2 separate regions of the Homo sapiens genome follow, and region 1 is linked to region 2. Evidence: chromatin contacts called from ENCODE Hi-C or POLR2A ChIA-PET data. All regions are on one chromosome and are shown on one strand. The core of a region is the stretch at or near the end of the contact, and the rest is flanking DNA. Distances in the headings are between cores, read along the strand shown.

Evidence for each region. A loop is a pair of places that touch in the nucleus more often than their neighbours do. ChIA-PET counts read pairs that join two places held with the same protein, here RNA polymerase II (POLR2A). Pooled maps may share reads with other maps.
Region 1: a loop to region 2 is called in a map of PC-9, with 6 times the contacts of the local background. The contact joins the promoter of FUNDC2 here to the promoter of EMD in region 2. A Hi-C loop is called at or near these places in 1 of 168 maps with a recorded cell type or tissue (PC-9), 3 of 37 single-sample maps with no recorded cell type and 11 of 50 pooled maps. POLR2A ChIA-PET finds 5 or more read pairs at or near these places in 2 of 52 experiments (MCF 10A and activated CD4-positive, alpha-beta T cell).

The regions. Positions count from the first base shown.
Region 1 is chrX:155,023,909-155,029,086 of GRCh38, reverse strand. FUNDC2 (FUN14 domain containing 2) reads right to left here and starts at 2,243. Exons shown (of 5, transcript NM_023934.4): 1 at 2,016-2,243. The coding sequence starts at 2,148. RefSeq lists an enhancer at 662-1,565 and silencers at 1,743-2,062, 2,333-2,422.
Region 2 is chrX:154,375,528-154,380,547 of GRCh38, reverse strand. EMD (emerin) reads right to left here and starts at 1,253. Exons shown (of 6, transcript NM_000117.3): 1 at 982-1,253; 2 at 754-858; 3 at 529-606; 4 at 181-314. The coding sequence starts at 1,063. RefSeq lists an enhancer at 296-875 and silencers at 1,283-1,582, 1,593-2,012, 2,033-2,162.

The DNA of each region.
Region 1 (5,178 bases), core at 994-3,493, 650 kb before region 2:
AGGAACAGGCAGTCAGTCACAAACTCCCATCCAGATTCATGAAGAGGGAATATAGATCCCACCCCTGGGTGGGAGGAGTGTCAAAGTCACTAGGAAAAAGACCATAAGGAATGGAAAATATTGCTGCAATCAGGAAAATACAAACTGCCACAATAATCCTGGGGGCGGAGGCGGGCAAGGGAAAGAGGAGGGTTCAAGGAATTTCAAGGCTCATTATAAAGCTACAGTATAATATACAACTATCTTAATTTCAAGGCTTATAAAGCAATGACATTCAACACTGTCAAACTGACCCAAGGATACCCAAATATAGCAATGGAAGAGAATCCAGAATCCAGAAATAGATCCACACATATAGTCATTTGATTTTTAATAACTTAGCACCAAGGTAACTCAATGAAGGAAACAACAAATGATGTTAGAACTACTATATATTTGTGTTTCAAAAAAAACTACTCTCAACCTCTACCTTAAACCATACACAAAATATAATTCAAGAATTCATTCAGGATACATCACAGACGCCCATTTAGCAGAACAAAATATGGATGTCTGAGTACCTGGGTACTCCATGGCCTCTCAAGTAGTTAAATAATTTATTTTTCTAATGTAACAACAAAACATTACAGTTTTAACGTAATTTGACCAAGCCCCTTAGATCAACAGGTGGCTCCACTGGGGCTGCAGTGAGCTATGATTGTGCCACTGTGCTGTAGCCTGAATGACAGATCTAGTCCCTAAAAAAGGGAGTAGGGGGGAAGGTAGATTAAATGCGAGATATTTGGTCAGTCATTGGTCAAACACTGCTAAGCACTATGACAGACAAAAGTCAGCCAATAGCTTCGTTTATGAGCCCACAAAATCAATGATCACAGTTATTATGTGATCATCACTGTGATAACAATTGAAACTCATCTTAACCTCAAAATTTCTCACAACAATTTCCTAGGTGCAAATACCTGATCAACCTATAAGAGCAGTCTGCTCTTATAAAAGTCTATAAGAGCAGTCTGCTCTTATAAAAGTCTATAAGAGCAGTCTGCTCTGCAGGAAAATACATAATTATCACATTGCACATTCCACCTTCCCAGAGTCATCTAAAATTTAGCGGCGTGCTGGTGAAATGCTTAACAGTCGGCTTTAGGCAAGGGCTGATTTGTAGTGTAGCCAATTTCCATTGCGTATTCATTCATCGTGAGCATGACATTACTGAATTGTGAAACTACTGAACCCAGAGATGGGAAGAGACGCACAGTAGAGCACCATAGTATAGTATCTCCTCCACAAAGATACAATAGATGTATAAATAACCTCAAAAGTAAAGTAACAATAAAACATGGTAAATAATAAAAGTGATGAGTTTTTAGTATTTTCACTGCCTTTGTTTTTAACATAATTTACGTAATTTTACGTTTATATGATTGAGTTTTCAATGATGGCTCTGTTTAGCAATGGGATCCCGTGAGTCAGTACTAAATTAAATACAACCTAAACATTCAAAATAGGGTAAGACGCATAACTTAAAGACGTGCTCCACTGCGAATTACACGGAATCTTTGACTATGCCGACTAAACAGAAGGCTATTCCTAAGTACCATCCCATATGTGCTAGTTTTTCAAAACCAACAATAAAGCAGTTGGGGAGGTGCCTTGTACACAGAATGACGCCACGAGGCATTTGAGATGAACGTCCAAAGGGACAAAGAAGCCAGACCGCTTCCGAGAACGGGGACAGAATGTCTTCGGGCTTCTGCGCCGGGGGCGGCGCCGGAAGGCTGGGTGAGCTCCACTGGAGACGACACCCCAGGGTGGTTAGGCCCCAGACACGCGCGTGACCTTGGCCGGACCCTGGGAGCGGCTGAGCCAGGGGCGATCCCCGAGCGCCCTCCCCGTCCCCGCGCCGCTTGGACTCCCCGGGGAGCTCGGTCGCGACTGGCGGGCGCGGAGCCCTTCCCCTTCCGGAGCCCAGGAAGGCGGCTCCCCGCGGCGCCGGCCGCGCGCGCGCCCGCCCTTACCTTGACTGGACGCGGCCATTTCGGTGAGCTTGTCTCGCGAGGACACACGTAGAGGATCTGCGCGGTAGGCCGCGGAGTGGCGCGCAGTTGTCGCCACCACTTGGCTTCCGGCACGTGGGGCAGATGTTTCCATTCCCACGGCGGCAGCGGAAGAGGGAGGGCCGGGCGCGCCGCGGCTGCTTGCAGTCTCCGCAAGCGGCTACATCACAGAGCTCAGCGTGCGGTGTCACAGGCCCCGCGGTCCCGCCCAACAGATGCACCGAGATGCGCGTGCGCAGAAAGCGTCCCGGGGGTGAGGCTCCCTCCCTCGCTCTCCCTCTACTCCCGCCCCACTCTCCCCCACTTTCCCCCCTCCACCCACCGCGGCCGTCGGGGCTCGCTCGCTCAGTACCTGGAGGCGAGTTCCTGACGCGACTGCGACTCAATCCTCGCCTGGTGAAGAATATTTTACCTATGACTCACTGAAAATAAAGACGGCTGAGTGACCGTGTTTGTTCATGTAAACATTGAACAAATATTTATCGGCTTCTGCGATGTGTCCTACTCTTTTAGTGGAGGAAGACACATTTTATTTATGTATTTAATTTTTCTTTTGAATTTTACATGCGAGTTATACTTAATAAAACTCACTTCAAAATATACCTTCAACAGAAAATCCAGCAACAGTTTCTATTATGTTAGTTAAAACAGCCAGTCTTTTCCTTTACTTTTAAAAATTATTCATAAATGTAATTAGTGAATGATAATAAACATTGACATCTGATCCACTGCTTTAGGAGTGACACAAATGAAGTTAACTCAGGCTATTTTCTTTATAATCATTGTGCTATTGTTTTCTTTTTCTTTTCAATTATACTGCTTAATATAGGATTTTGTGGCACCATAGGAGTTGAGTAAAAATAAAAGGAATAAAAATATACCTTATCTGGCCGGGCGCGGTGGCTCACGCCTGTAATTTCAGCAGTTTCGGAGGCCGAGGCGGGCGGATCACGCGGTCAGGAGATCGAGGCCATCCTGGCTAACATGGTGAAACCCCGTCTCTACTAAAAATACAAAAAATTAGCCGGGCATGGTGGCGGCCGCCTGTAGTCCCAGCTACTCGGGAGGCTGAGGCAGGAGAATGGCGTGAACCCGGGAGGCGGAGCTTGCAGTGAGCCGAGATCGCGACACTGCACTCCAGCCTGGGCGACAGAGTGAGACTGCGTCTCCAAAAAAAAAAGAAAAAATACGTTATCTATGAAGATTTCCAATTTGATTTCTATTTATCACAAATGGCCACAGTACTCCTTTGTACTTTACCACATACCATATTGTATTCAGTAATTATTTGTGAATATGTAATTGATAATATTGTAGGTTTTAGAGAATCCTTGAAAACATGAAAATTTGGTAATGGGGTCTATTTTGATTATTTATTTATTTATTTATTTATTTTATTTTTGAGACAGAGTCTCGCTCTTGTTGCCCAGGCTGGAGTGCAGTGGCGCGATCTCGGCTCACTGCAAGCTCCACCTCCCGGGTTCAAGCGATTCTCCTGCCTCAGCCTCCCAAGTAGCTGGGACTACAGGCACGTGCCACCATGCCCGGCTAATTTTTTGTATTTTTAGTAGAGGAGGAGTTTCATCTTGTTAGCTAGGATGGTCTAGATCTCCTGACCTCGTGATCTGCCCGCCTCAGCCTCCCAAAGTGCTGGGATTACAGGTGTGAGCCACCGTGCCCGGCCATATTTTGATTTAAAATTTAGCAATAATAGATAAAATTTTCAATCAACTAAGCCCTTGGGCCAGGGAATGCTATTCCTTAAAAAGTGCTTCTATCAATATAGCCTCTGACTCATTACTTTGTTAATTTTTAAATTGTATTTCATTCCTGATTAACATTCCCACCCAGATTATTAATTATACAATCTGTTAACTGTAGAACCTCAAACATGTTGGATTGTACTGTATTTGTCTGGAAGACACATTTTTAAAACATTGTAATCGCTATAAGAGAAGCACTGGGAAAGAAAGGAGCTTCTATGCCTGCAGTGCCTGAGGAGCCCTTTAACAGTGTGCCCCGCCCCTAAGCTACTCATGCAGTCATCCCCATCCCAGTTAGTCAACTTTATTCCAAAAAACTTGGTGTTCCAAATTTTTCCTTCTCAAAGCCCACAGATCCAAAATTCATCAGCAGTTCCCACAAACGTTACCCTCACAATGAATCCAGCCATTTTTCACCCTCTCCAGTGGTACCATCATAGCCCAAGCCGCCACCATTTCTCACCCCCGGTTAACAGGCCACCCTCCTTCTACCCTTATCCTGCTAGAGTTTGTTTTATCTACAGTGATCAGAAAGATCAGCCTAAAAGATAATTCTGATCACCACCCTCCTCTACTCACAACCCGGCCGTGTCTCCCCATTGCCCTCAGTGTAGAAGTCAATGTCCCTTTGCTGAAATGCAACCTTAGTGAAACTTTCCATGACTAACCTCCTTTAAAATTGCAACCTGGTCCACCCTTACTCCCCCTTACCCCACTTCTCTTTTTTGCACAGCACTTATTTTACCTTCTAACATACTGTATAATGTACTCATGTATTGTAATTATTGCTTATCATCCCTCTTTCAGTTGCTTATATTTTTCATCAATGTGTACCCAGTGCCTAGGACAATATCTGTCTAGGACAAATGGGTAGTTATGTGGCTGTAGGCAAGCCATTTAACCTCTCTGTACCTCAGTTACTTTATCTGTATCCACTTTGCGGTGTTGTCATGAGGATTAAATCAGATAGCCTATGTGTAGCACCTGGCAGTGAATTTATCACCCTGTACTGTAACTGTCTACTTTTCTGTCTCCTCCATTGGACTGTCATTCCCAGGGGGTTGGGAACTGGGATTTCTTCATTTCTGAGGCATAGAAGTATAGCATAGTGGTTAGGAGCATGACTTCTGGAGCCAGAGTACATGGGTTTGAATGCTACCACTCACAAGCTGTGTGGCCATGGAGAAGTTGCCTAACCTCTCCGTGCTTCAGTTTCATCACCCATAAAATGAAGGTAAGAATAGTACCTGTATTTAAAAGCACCTAGAACAGTTCCTGGCATATAGTGTCAGCTGTCATCTCTGCATCCTTGTACCTGTCAGAGAGGAGTGTTTATCAAAGGGGCTTCTTGCTGCCTGTTT
Region 2 (5,020 bases), core at 4-2,503:
CCCCAGGACTCTCAGGAAGAGTCTGAGCCTAGATCCCAGACCAGGGTGCTCTAGTCACACAGAGTCTCCCCGGAGGCCCAAGAGCCACCATTTGTACCCAGTGCCCCCCTGGATTTATCCAAACACAGCCGCGATCCCCTAGGTTGTACCCAAGTACAGGACGCCTGCCAGCCAGCTCACCTGGTGATGGAAAGCGTCAGCATCTGGGAATGAAGTCACTGACTGGCGGACAGCCCTGGACGGGCCGGCAGACTCGGGCTCCCCATAAGTCCTGGTGGTGAAGTAGCTCTCTTCATAGTAGTCGTCATTGTAGCCTTGGGAAGGGGGGCAGCGGTAGCAGAGGGGGCATCGGTGTGCCCCGCCTGGCCTGATGGCCCTAATCTGAATCCCATTTCGGGACCTGTAACAGTTTCTCCCTCCTAAGGCTGCTGGAGTGGTTGGGACTGAGGTCTCAGGTCCTCCCTGTGAGCGGGGTCCCTGACGAAGTCGGGTGAAGGTGCCAGCGTGCCCACCCAACCCCTGCCTTACCCTTGCTCTGGTAGAGTAAAGCGTCCTCTTTCTTGGGAAGATCATACATATCTGCATCCCCTCTAGTCGAATTCAAGTCTGGATTGAAAGGAGGAGACAGAACTGTTTGCCCCCCCAGACTTCCCTCCCCTTTCTCCAGTGCCGCTCTCGACCGGCCCCCCTGCCACACCCTCGCGACCCCATCCTCCCCGCGTCCCAGGCTGTCCCCACAGGCGAGGCTCTCACCAGAGAAGCTATAAGAGGAGGCGGCGGACGAGCTGGGGGGCGAGAGCCGCCGCCTCTGGGTCTCGTACTCGAAGATCTTCTTCTCGTAAAGCCTACGAGTTGATCCTGGCCGGACACGGGGCGGTCAGGGCCGCGGGCCGGGGAAGGCGCGCGGGGAGGGCAGCGGGGAGGTCGCGAGGCGGAGCACGAGGAGGGGGCCCGGAAGGGGTCCCGCCCGCCGCCGCGTACCTACTACAGGCCCGTGCGGGATGTTGTACCGGCGCAGCAAGGTGGTCAGCTCGGTATCCGAAAGATCTGCGTAGTTGTCCATGGCGGGTGCGGGCTCAGGCGGAGGCCTGGCGGCGGCCCGGGCCTACCAAAACCGGCCGAGCAACGGCTGCCGAGGAGCACGGCGGGGGCGGCACGAGCGCATCGGGAGCGGCCGCGCTCGCGTCACAGCCGAATCGTTGTCGCGTCACAGCCGAATCGTTGTCGCGTCACGGCCGCTGGCTCCGCAGGCTGCGCGCGCTGCGCGGGGCGGGACCTAACCGCGGGAGCAGCCGGCACAGACCGGCCGTGCCCTGAGAGCTGGGAGGCTGGGGCCGCGAGCCCAAACGTCATCAACGCGAGGATTGGCTAGCGGCGGAGAGGGCGGGGCCCGCCCGGGAGTCAGGGCGGTGGGAACCGGTCTCGCGATGGGAGCGGGCGGGGCCGCAAGCCCATATGTCACAAGCACGGGGATTGGCTAGTGATGGAGGGGGCGGGGCCCGCGCGGGCGCGGAGCAAAAGGTCTCGCGGTGGGAGCGAGCGGGGCCGCGAGCCCATACGTCACAAAACGGGGATTGGCTAGCGATGGAGGGGGAGGGGCCCGCGCGGGCGCGGAGCAGAAGGTCTCGCGGTGGGAGCGAGCGGTACTGCGAGCCCGGACGCCACTAATGCATGGATTGGCTAGCGGCGTAGGGGGCGGGGCCCGCGCGGGAGTCAGGGCAATGCAAACCGGTATCGCTGTGGGAGCAGGCGGGGCTGCGGGCCCAAAAGTCACAAACGCACAGATTGGCTAGCGGCAGGGGGCGGGGCCCGCGCGGGAGTCAGGGCGATGCGGCTGGGAGCCCAGACGTCACCCTGTGGCGTGCGGCGGGGTGAGAGGGGCGGGGCCTGCGCGCGAGGGACCCGGGACGTGCGAGCGGGCGAAGTCGGCGCTTGGGGTGGCTCTGGTCCCTAAGTCGCTTGGGCTTCGCCCGATCCCTGCACATCCCTACTCCCCGCCGTCGTCCCCCTTCCCAGGGCCCCAGAGCCTAGGGTTCCCCGGCCGCATCCCGGTCGGCCGCCCCAGCAGCGGCGGGAAGGGCCCGGACCCTAAGAGAGCGCGGGCCCCGGGCCAGGCGCTGCCGAGGGCGCTTTGTGTGCGCATCGCCCGGGAAGCGGCTGCAGGGCAAGGCCCGCGCCTACGCGATCCCCGCAGACCCCCTGCCATGGGCCCGCCTTCCCAGTCTGCGGGGCTCTCGCCCGCGCACATGTGCCTGCTGCTTACCACCGCCTACCCCTCTGCTTCCCTTCCTCCTCCCTCGCTCCACCCGGGAGGAAATGGGGCACTGGGCCAGGAGGCCGCTGGCACTCCAGAAGCAAGCAGTCTTCGAAGGGGCCCGGGCATGCCGACGGGCACGCCAGTGGGCGCGGGCAGAGGGCGCCGTGCGATGCGTGCAGAGACGACGTGTGCCCGCCTAACCCTTCATGCCGTTCATTCACCCGGGGCACTGGGGGGAGCTGAAGTGGGGCGTCCTCTCCTGTCGGAATGGTCCCTGAGCGCAGCGTGGCTAGGCAGGGGGCAGACGTGGGTGGCGAGCTATGGATTCCCATTCCCAGGGCCTTGATCAGATATTGGCTGTCTCATGGAGAAGAGAAAGGAGGTGACATTCATCATTCATATTCTTTTTTTTTTTTTTTTTTTTTTGAGACAGTCTCGCTCTGTCACCCAGGCTGGAGTGCAGTGGTGCAATCTTGGCTCTCTGTAGCCTCCACCTCCCGGGTTCAAGTGATTCTCCTGTCTCAGCCTCCCGAGTAGCTGGGAGTACAGTCACATGCCACCATGCCTGGCTTTGTATTTTTAGTATTTAGTATTTGTATTTTTAGTAGAAACAGGATTTCACCATGTTGGCCAGGCTGGTCTCGAACTCCTGACCTCAAGTGATCAGTCCGGCTCGGCCTCCCAAAGTGCTGGGATTACAGGCATAAGCCACCGCGCCTGGCTGTGACATTCACATTCTAAACAAAGCCAGCTGAGGGTGTATGGAATCAACTAGTGTGCCCCTCACTGGGTAGGCCCCAAACTGGGAGCATGAAGAGGTGACATGCCATCTGTAGTTTCACAGTTGAGGGCTGGTGACAAGGGAAGAAGAGGGGAGGGCTCTGGTCATGTCCAGAATGGCTGGCCTGGCTGGTGAGGGTCACAGACCAGTCATCCATGGAGGTTTGCCCATGGGGTGGGAAGAGGTAGACACCTGGGGGAGTAATGAGGAGATGGGGCCCTGTTTTGACTACACGCAAAGATCCTAACAAAGAGGAATCACTGTTGGCAAGGCCCCACTGTGTCCCCAGCAATATGGAAGGAAGTGTGGGTCCATGAAGACAGTGCCTGGCAGTGTGCAGCAGGAGAGCCTTGGGTAGGGCAGGGGTTTGCACCTCATCTTTCAGAGCTGAGGGGACAGATGGCAGTTTGGACTCTGGGCTGCTCAGAGGCTGCCTTGTGGATTTTTTAGTTTTGACAAAATCAGATTCCCCAGCACCTCTGCAAGCCTTCTGCAATCCTGGCCCCTCTCCCAGAGGCCTCTGTGTACTAAGTGCTGCTCCATCCTCCCCCATGCCACCCCTCCCCATACGGATCCAAGCTGTTTCCTTATGAGGTCAAGGAATTCTAGATTTGCCTTCTCCCTAAGGAGCACCCCCCACCCGTTCTGTACCTGCCTCGACACTCTGCCTTTTATGTCCCACCCCTTTGCCCCACAATCAGGTCCCACCACAGATGGCACCAGGAAGCTGAACTGTGATGGTCCCCCTGCACCCACCCTGTGGGTACCTGGAGCCTAAGTCCAGCCCCATTGCAGTGCAGCTCCACTCCAGACCACTGGAAGCCAGGCAGGCTCCTGAGCAGCAGAGCCTCCATCTTATACAGGGAGAGTCAGGACCCTGCGATCAGGGGAGACTTGTCCAAGAGCCCTGAGTACAGCAATTAATTCATGGAACATTCCCCCACCAGTACCTGGTCCCTGGGGGTGATGACCTGGACAGCCTCAGAGAGTTTCCCGTCAAGGGTAGGGTGGGATTTGCAGTCATCAGAGGGTCTGGGAAGGGCGTGTGCAGGAAAATCTGAGGGCCTCAGGGGGTTCTTCCTGGGAAGTGCAGGCAGAGGAGACATCGGGATGCAACCAATTCTAAGTCAAGAATAAGAAAACTGAGTTGCTCCTTAAGGATGGAATGGCTTGCAAGCAGTATATGCTGTATAACTTACAATCCCAACATGATTGAGTTACGAGGAAAAAATATCAACATGGAAACATTCCTCAGTGTCTATGACAAGTAGATGATTGTTCACTGAGCTGTTAACGTTATTTTTTTATTTGTATTTTTATTTTTATATTTATTATTTTTTTCCAAGACACAGTCTAGCTCTATCACCCAGGCTGGAGTGCAGTGGCGCAATCTCAGCTCACTGCAACCTCCGCCTCCCAGGTTCACGCGATTCTCCTGTCTCAGCCTCCCGAGTAGCTGGGATTACAGGCGCCTGCCACCACGCCCAGCTAATTTTTGTATTTTTAGTAGAGACCGGGTTTCACTGTGTTGACCAGGCTGGTCTCAAACTCCTGACCTCGTGATCCACCTGCCTCAGCCTCCCAAAGTGCTGGGATCCACCACGCCCGGCCTTTTTTTTTTTTTTTTTTTTTTTTTTTGAGACGGAGTCTCTATCACCCAGGTTGGAGTGCAGTGACGTGATCTCGGCTCACTGCAACCTCTGCCGCCCGGGTTCACGCGATTTTCCCGCCTCAGCCTCCCGAGTAGCTGGGATTACAGGCGCCTGCCACTGCGCCCGGCTAGTTTTTATATTTTTAGTAGAGACGGGGTTTCACCATCTTGGCCAGGCTGTTCTTGAACTCCTGACCTCGTGATCCACCCACTTCGGCCTCCCAAAGTGCTGGGATTACAGGCATGAACCACCGCACCTGGCCTTTTTTTTTATGTTTAGTGACAGGGTTTCACTGTGTGACCCAGGCTGGAGTGTAGTGGTGAAATTATA